2 separate regions of the Homo sapiens genome follow, and region 2 is linked to region 1. A link is an interaction called in ENCODE POLR2A ChIA-PET data of the cell type or tissue named here. Cell type or tissue: PC-3. All regions are shown on one strand. Each heading gives the region's core, and the rest is flanking DNA. Links, peaks and the distances in the headings are about the cores only. Region 1 has its middle 56 kb from the start of RWDD4. Region 2 overlaps LOC124900824 (a long non-coding RNA gene).

Region 1 (4,401 bases), core at 316-4,315:
AGGCAGAGATTGCAGTGAGCTAAGATTGCACCACTGCACTCCAGCCTGGGCAACAGAGTGCGACTCTGTCTCAAAAATCAAAAACTCCCAACAAGGAACTACTGGTCTAGTGAATGAATATCATCATATTCACACCTATGCTTCATGTTCATTTCAATTGTTTTAACACTTTGTATTAAGACAGCTCTGTTTCTCTGGAGGTCCTGCTGAGACTTCTAGCTGTGTGCCACTGGCAATGAAACCCAACATATTTACCATACACACTTGTGAGCACATTCTTCAGATATCCCTCTGAATTATAATTGTAGCTGTTGTAAGTCATTTTGGGACAGTCTGCCCTCGAGGAACCAAAACAAATAAATAGAAAAGATTATCTCTCAATAGCTTTAATTAATTTTGTTCCATTAGTCTTGCACTTTCATACTGCTATCACATAATTATTTGTAAATTATATTCATAACTGTTTCTTAATTTGTAGTAATTTTATCACTCAGAGGATAATAGTTAATTATTTTCCCTATAATTATCATGGAAGAAAAACAGGGCTCTTTAAAACTGTGAAATTAAATTGGAAAGGAATTTCAAACAGCCACACTTCCCTTTGCCCTGACATCCCAGATGGTGTCTATGGTTTGTGTTCACAGTTATGCAAAATGACAGATGTCAGGAAGCAAATATTTTCAGCATATTAATAAGAGTGAATGCACTGCCACCTTCTGCATTGCAGCCATGCACTGACACAGAATGCTGATAACTCTCAGATGGAGCAGACGAAAAGGCTCAGGTACACTCCTGGATTGTTTAGTGTCTGGAGCAGTCAATGGAAAATCAAAACACTGAAGATCTAGCACCTACTCCACCAGAGACTCACTGTGTGACTTTGGTCATGTTCCTTTTAGGAGACAGGGATATGAACTAGTAAGTAGAGAAGTAAGACTAGTAAGCAGAGAGCCACATCTCATTGATTCAGCATCATCATCAGAGATGAGATGGTGCACACACCATAATTCTCCAAATAGCTGAAGCTTATTTTAAGCTCTGACATGTTAATTTTTATCAATTTTGAAGGAAATCCCTCTAAAACATATCATACAGTCATATTGTTTCTTAAAGTGAATGACATAAAACATAATTTCAACCTCCTCTTTAACCAACACAAAAATATATAATAGGCGGGGCGCGGTGGCTCACGTCTGTAATCCTAGCACTTTGGGAGGCTGAGGTGGGTGGATCACCTGACGTCAGGAGTTCAAAACCAGCCTGGCCAACACAGCAAAACCCCATTTCTACTGAAAATACAAAAAATTAGCTGGGCATGGTGGCAACTTGGCAGGCTGAGGCAGGAGAATTGCTTGAACCCGGGAGGTGGAGATTGCAGTGAGCTGAGATCATGCCACTGCACTCCAGCCTGGGCGACAAAGCAAGACTCTGTCTCAAAAAATAACAATAATAATAATAATAATAATAATAATAAAACAGATGGGACAAATAGGTAAATTTACTCCCAAATTTACATGACATGGAAATGGATTATGTGTGGCAGTTAAAAGAGATCTGCTGTAGTCAAAGAACTCTCTTCCCAACTTGACCATTTCCAAAAAGGCCTGCATCTGCTGGAGGTGACATGTCACTCTACAGAGGCCTCTGGGCCTGACTTCTCTTCCAGAGGGCTGAGACTTAGTATGTGGATTTGCAGGCCTAGTAGCCAGAGTCGCTGATCCCTCCGGCCTCCTCTGGAATGTGTTCTTGGATGAGTTAGGCTTTCTCAACACGTGAACGCAGTGTTTCAGGTCTATCCCCTAATCTTAAGTACTATGACCCTCTTACCTTCTAGGTGAGGGGTGCCCCCCTACTCTCTGTTCAAATCATGTTTCAGGTGGAATGGAAAGGTGATGTGTCTGGTTTTCAAATCCTTGTGCGTTGGAAGCATTGATGATGACGGCAGCAACCTCAGCTCATTCATTTTAGCTCCCTCTGCTGTTTCAGCAACATAGATCATTAAAACAAAAAACTACCACAGAAAACCAAACCAACAACAACAAAACCCCTAAGAACTCTATTTTTTTTTTTCTAAGAACTCTCAAGGAGAGGAAAAGGAAAGAAACTTAATTGGGGCTTGAAAGTTTTATAAAAGAAGCAATCTTTATATGAAAAACTAAAGAGGATATGGAATACACTTTTCTAAAATAGCTACTTTTTCTTTCACTGTGTCTTTTTATCATCATTAAAAATTATGTTCACATTAATAAATATTACCAATCTGATAATAATAATTTATGGCTTGGAGTTATTGATTTATTCTTCAACAAATATTTATGATCCCATTATGCACATAGTACATGGGGCTGGGTGCTGTGGATACACAGGGGAGGAAGAGAGTTGTTTTAATAATGCTCTTTAGCTGGGCACAGTGGTTCATGCCTGTAATCCCAGCACTTTGGGAGGCCGAGGCAGGCAGATCACTCAAAGTCAGGACCAGTTTGGCCAAGATGGCAAAACCCCATCTTTACTAAAAATACAAAAATTAGCTGGGTGTGGTGGCATGAGCCTGTAATCTCAGTTACTTGGGCGGTTGAGGCACAAGAATCACTTGAAACCGGGAAGCAGAGGTTTCAGTGAGCCGAGATTATGACACTGCACTCCACCCTGGGCAACACAGTGAGACCCTGCCTCAAAAAAAAAATACAAAAAGTAGCCAGGCACAGTGGCGCATGCCTGCAATCCCAGCTACATGGGAAGCTGAGGCAGGAGAATCACTTGAACCCAGAGGTGGAGACTGCAGTGAGCCAAGATCACTTCACTGCACTCCAGCCTGGGTGACAAAGAGAGACCCTGTCTCAAAAAATTAAAAAAAAAAAGATACTCTTTAATCTCATAAATCTGCATGGGTTTATTCCTGTTTTCATTGTCATAACCATTCCTTGGAAAATAGATGAAATCATTAATGAAGATTAATGTAATTTACTATAGATTTATTTTAAAAAATAAAACCCTTTAAAAGTTTTGTCTCTGATCTTCAAACCTATCATTAAAGGCAGTAGTATGAACCTTGAAAACAAACTTGGGCACGTGACCTAAACCTTCTGTGCCTTAGTTTCCTTAGTATAAATGGGATGCTGGCGATAACACTACTTCATATAGGATTGTTGGAAATAATAAATGAGTTAAATCACTTTAAGTGCTCAGGCTAATACCTGACACCCAGAAAGCACGAAATAAATGTTAGTTATTATCTTTATTCATTTGTGAATTCACTGAGCACCTACTATGTTTTTCCTATTCATATGAGCAAACATACAAAGACTTTATGCTTTGCTAATTGTTTCCATCATTTACAGCAAAATTTCTAAAAGACAAGTTTTCCATAATTGCCGTCTCTGCTTCCCTACTGCCGGTTCTCACTTAAATCCTCCATACTCTGGATCCTGACTTTGGTCCCCTTCAGTACCTGTATTCCTGAAAGGCCGTTAAAGATCCCCAAATTCCCCGCCGGGCTTGGTGGCTCACGCCGGTAATCCCAGCACTTTGGGAGGCCTAGGTGGGCAGATCATGAGGTCAGATCAAGACCATCCTGGCCAACATGGTGAAACTCTGTCTCTACTAAAATACAAAAAATTAGCTGGCGTGGTGGTGCTTGCCTGTAGTCCTAGCTACTTGGGAGGCTGAGGCAGAGGAATCCCTTGAACCCAGGAGGTGGAGACTGCAGTGAGCCGAGATCGCACCACTGCACTCCAGCCTGGCAACAGAGTGAGACTCCATCTCAAAAAAAAGAAAAAAAAAAAGATCCCCAAAGTCCAGTAAGACATTCACGTGGACCTTCTTCGTCTTGAAGTCTGGAAAGCATCTGCTGCCTGACATGTATTGTTCTTGTGGTTTCTCTGACACAGTGGTGGCAGAGTTCTTTTTTTTTTTTTTTTTGAAACAGGGTTTCACTCTTGTTGCCCAGGCTGGAGTGCAATGGCTTGATCTCAGCTCACCACAACCTCTGCCTTCGAGGTTCAAGCGATTCTTCTGCCTCAGCCTTCCAAGTAGCTGGGACTACAGGCATGTGCCACCATGCCGGCTAATTTTGTATCTTTAGTAGAGATGGGGTTTCTCCATGTCGGTCAGGCTGGTCTCGAACTCCCGACCTCAGGTGATCCACCTGCCTCGGCCTCCCAAACTGCTGGGATGACGGGTGTGAGCCGCTGCTCCTAGAGTTATTTTATCTCTGACTCTTTTTCTGTTTCCTTTGATCTTTCTTTTGTCCCAATGAGGCAGGGAACCTAAGGATTTCCTACAACTAAATCAAACGGAAACACTTCAGTAGGATAGGAAATGTCCTCTTCATTTACATAGGGCGTACACCGAGTAAATGACTTTATAACTTTACTTCATCCCCTTCATTTGCAAAGGGCATAC
Region 2 (4,401 bases), core at 255-4,254, 160 kb after region 1:
GCCATTCAGGGCTGCAGAATGACGCAGCAGGGATGGGGAGTGACTTGATAACAGCCACAGGGTGTCTTTTTGGGTGATAACAATGTTTTAAAATTAGATATGTGGTAATGGTCGAGTAACTGGGAATATACTAAACCCCAGTGAACTGCACGCTAAACGTGGTGGAATTTTATAATCCATGAGTATCTTAAAGCTGTTTTATAAAACACAGGATACCCAGTTAAATTTGAATTTTATGAATAGATAAATCATGAAAAGAAATTTAGTATAAGTATATCCCAAGCAATATTTGGGACATATTTATATTTAAAATATTTTCATTGTTTATCTGAAATTCAAATTCATTGTTTATCTGAAATTCAAATTTAACTGGATGTCTGGTATTTTGTTTGGCAACTCTATGCTTCTAAATGTCTCAGAAAGCATCAATCTACAGCAAGAGTAAGAAGAAATAGTTCATGTGATGTCATTTAAATAGATTTAAAGAGACTTCTATATACTTTGGGCATCAAAAAAGCTTAATTAACTGAGAGTAAGAACTTCTTGATTTAATGTTAATTTTAAAAATTCTACTTGTAGCCACCAAGGTGGAAAACATAGCTTTTATTATTAAACATTTCCAAAAATCAGGCTGGGCGCAGTGGCTCACACCAGTAATCCCAGCACTTTGGGAGGCTGAGGTGGGTGGATCACCTGAGGTCAGGAGTTCGAAACCAGGCTGGCCAACATGGTGAAACCCCGTTTCTACTAAAAATACAAAAATTAGCTGGGCTTGGTGGTGGGTGCCTGTAATCCCGGCTACTTGGTAGGCTGAGGCAGGAGAATCTCTTGAACCTGGGAGGCAGAGGTTGCAGTGAGCCAAGATTGAGCCATAGCACTCCAGCCTGGGTGACAAGAGCAAAACTCCGTCTTTAAAAAAAAAAAAAAATTTAAAGAAAATCATAGAAAATGCTGAGAGGTGAGAAGGACCGGATACTTTATAAGATCCTCCTAATCTTCACAGCTTATAATCTTGCCATTAAATCAGAAACATTATGGGGGAAGTTCAAGAGTGTGGAACTTTAAAAAATGTTTGGCTTGTTTGAGTACATGAGAAATTAGTATAAATATTTACCATATAGTGATTGTCAAACAATGGGATTTACTTATTGTTACACTTTATGGGAGAAAATGAAAATCTCTTCAAGTAAAGTTTATATACATACAAAATCCTCCCCTGGATGTTTGCTTTGGTTTTAATGGGATGTTTCAGTTTGCAAATACTGGTAAGCAGAGTTGTTTAAAGTTGGAACTTGGATAAAGGTCATTTTAGCAGAGCAGCCACACCTCTGCTCTGATACTGGAAGAACCAGCATAAAATTGCTACAGTGGCATAAGTCAATGCAAGATTATGAAGCAATTAACTAGCAGGTTGTGTCGTAAAACTCTGTTCACACTTTTAGTACAGGGGTAAAAGAGGTCAATATTGTTTTTCTTATTTTATAAATTGAAAAACATAAACCTGCAATACGTTGCTCTGACTTTAATAATTTGACCAGTTGGAATTAGAATGTGTTGGAGTTACATGCTGCAACATTTAACCAAGCCTTAGATTTCTGATTAAATATTTTAAATATATAATAGATACAGAATTAACCTTCACACACTCTGATAGCTCAAATCTCTCACTATGATATTGGTGTGATAATGAATTAAAATAAAAATTATAGGTTAAAATAAATTTAAATTAAATTAAATTGACAAGTTCTATGTAGGTTCAGAGAAAGAGACCAAATCCTTCTCCTTGAGTAATTTCAGTGCTTATATGGAATATAAGGGATGCCAACATTAGGCAACGATTTTCAGGATACTTTCCTCTTTCAACTTACACCTAGAGTTGTAAAAAATCCTTCATGTAGGTGACACATTGAGATTCAGATCCTAAGAGGATATGGCATAATTGTTCTCCTTTTAAAAATTTCATTTTGAGGGCTAACATGCTGTTTTCTCTTATTTTTAGTTGACACATGATCATTGTACATACTCATAGGATATAGAGTGATATTTCATTACATGCATACAATGTATAATGATCATATCGGGCTAGTTTGAATATCCATTGCCTCAAACGATTATCATTTCTCTGTGTTATGAACATTCAAAATCCTCTCTTCTAGCTTTTTGAGAGTATACAATAAATGATAGTTAACCATATTTATCCTACAGTGCTACAAAACACCGGAACTCATTTCTTCTATCTAGCTGTAATTCTGTATCTATTAACCAACTTCTCATCATCCTCGGTTCCTCTTTGCCCTTTCCAGGCTCTAATGCTAAGGGCCAAATCTTCATATAAAAAATAGTTGTGAAGAAAAGAAAGTTGGCCAAACCAGGATCACGGCCGTAATCCCAGCACTTTGGGAGACTGAGGCAGGAGGATCATTTGAGGCCAGGAGTTCGTGACCAGCCTGGGTAACATAGTGAGACCCCCATCTCTACAACAACAACAACAAAAAAAAAAAAAAAAAAGAAAGAAAAAAGAAAAAAAAATAGCCATGTGCCACGCACCTAAAGTCTCAGCTACTTAGAAGGCTGAAGCTAGAGAATCTCTTGAGCCCAGGTGTTGGAAGCTGCAGTGAGCTGTGATTGCACTATTGCACTCAGCCTGGGTGACAGAGTGAGACTCTGTCTCAAAAAAAAAAAAGAAAAAAAAAAAAGAAAGAGTTTGTAATTTTTTAAAGTTAAGAAATAGAATTGAAGAGGCTGAGCAGTATCTGGAAACAAAAATCCACTTAAAAACACTCATGTAGCTAATGCCATTCCCTAGATTCATGAGGGCTTTTTTCTGCTGAAACTCTCGAGGAATGAAGCGTTTCTGGGACATGAGCAGGGAGAATGCATATAACCCTCAGAGCTGAGATCATGCACCTCCGACTCTTCCTCCTTGTCCAGTGTTGACTAACGTGGTCTACTGGATTCTGGTCCAGCCATGTTAATTAAGGTGACAATACAAATGAAGTTCAAACTTCCCTAACACACGAAGCTAAGAAATCACAAAATGGAAAAGTCTGAAAGGTCTCAAAACTGGAGCCAGTCTGTAGAGCTGGGGAAGATGATGTGCTTATTGGACTCAACCCAAGAGACTAGTTCCAAAGGAGGGAGACCTGGAAAGAGAAAGAGGTTACTGTGTTGGCATGGCTAAAGGATTTAATTAGAATCTCTCATTAAAATTAACCACATTTCACAGACTTCAGTCGGCAAGAATATTGGAAAATGATGCACAAGGCTGGGAAAAAAATGATCCGTGGTGCTGGATCCATGATCTACTTGGAATTAGTGTAAAAAGTGAGATGAACTTCACTAGGGCTAAATCTCCTGCTTGTGGGTAAGAAAATAACCAATTTCTTTTCATTCATTCTTAAAGACCAAACATGCTTAAAACAAATATTGCCTTTCCCCCTCTAATGTTCATTCTGTACTGGAAGTATTCTCTTTGCTATTTCTTTAAAGTTTTAGTGTAGCCCCTTGGGTCCAGTTTCAGTCAATCAAATAAGAAAAATATTAGTACCACTCCCAGCCACTTGAGCTAATGCATTGAATCAATAATCTGTTTCAATTTATATTATGTAACATACATTATTATATATTTATATTAAAAAATTTAGTCCAGTCCAACATAGTGTTCCTTCCTTTCTGATCCAACATCCTTATTGGGCTTCCACACATGTCCTTCTGGTTTCTGTTGATATAAATTGGTGTATTATAATCTTACGGCTTATATTTCATACCTGTTGGGGCCTGCTGGGATTTGTGTCTGTTCTAGAATCAATGAGAAACGGGTGGGGGTGGGGCTGACCCTGACCCACTGCTCCTCCTAAGGAGGGTCAGAAGTCCTTTGTAAGGCAACCACTTCAGAAGAGACCATTGCAGGACCTTCAGCCATGAGGACAATAATCTCCTTAACCAGGCTAAAAAGGGCTGCTTCTACCAGCAAAGAAGACTTGGCAGATCTGGGGACTTCAGGCCCCCTGCCACATCGAATATGCCTACATACTCCCTTCCCAATTTTTATGAGTCCCTCTCCTTTCCAATCATTGCCTTAACTTTAGCAAAGGAGATCCTGTAAGGTTAAATTCAATTGAATTGAACTTTGGGTTTGGTTTTCAGAAATCTTGACTCTAGCTACAAGAAAAGATGCTTTTTTTGGCGAGGGGGAGGGCAGTCATAGAAGATTTCTAGTCCTTTAGCCAGACCTTGAGTTGGGAATTTAAAGCCCTAAGCTCATCATTTTCTTTCTCCAAGTGCTGCAGAACACTTCAAAATCAGCAAGCAACCCCATTATGTGTAAAGTGTTCTATGGCAGGAGCTACACATAGTCACCTGAAGCCTTGCTTGCTTTTTTTTTTTTTGAGAGGGAATCTC

The links. ChIA-PET counts read pairs that join two places held together with the same protein. Peaks named below come from ENCODE experiments on the same cell type or tissue, not always from the same donor. Only the 100,000 strongest peaks of a DNase experiment are listed, where the experiment ranks them.
Region 2: POLR2A ChIA-PET joins it to region 1 with 8 read pairs; 2 of 35 experiments call an interaction of 5 or more read pairs at or near these places.

What each region holds. Positions count from the first base shown.
Region 1 is chr4:183,600,899-183,605,299 of GRCh38, forward strand. No RefSeq gene overlaps it. Among named protein-coding and RNA genes, the nearest start is that of RWDD4, 56 kb to the right of the region's middle. In PC-3, for the core only: a CTCF peak has its summit at 1,976 (motif pointing left); no DNase peak of the experiment used is centred there.
Region 2 is chr4:183,759,228-183,763,628 of GRCh38, forward strand. LOC124900824 (a long non-coding RNA gene) reads right to left here. Exons shown (of 2, transcript XR_007058412.1): 2 at 1,508-3,143. Among named protein-coding and RNA genes, the nearest start is that of TRAPPC11, 100 kb to the left of the region's middle. In PC-3, for the core only: no CTCF peak of the experiment used is centred there; no DNase peak of the experiment used is centred there; H3K27ac peaks cover 1,382 bases.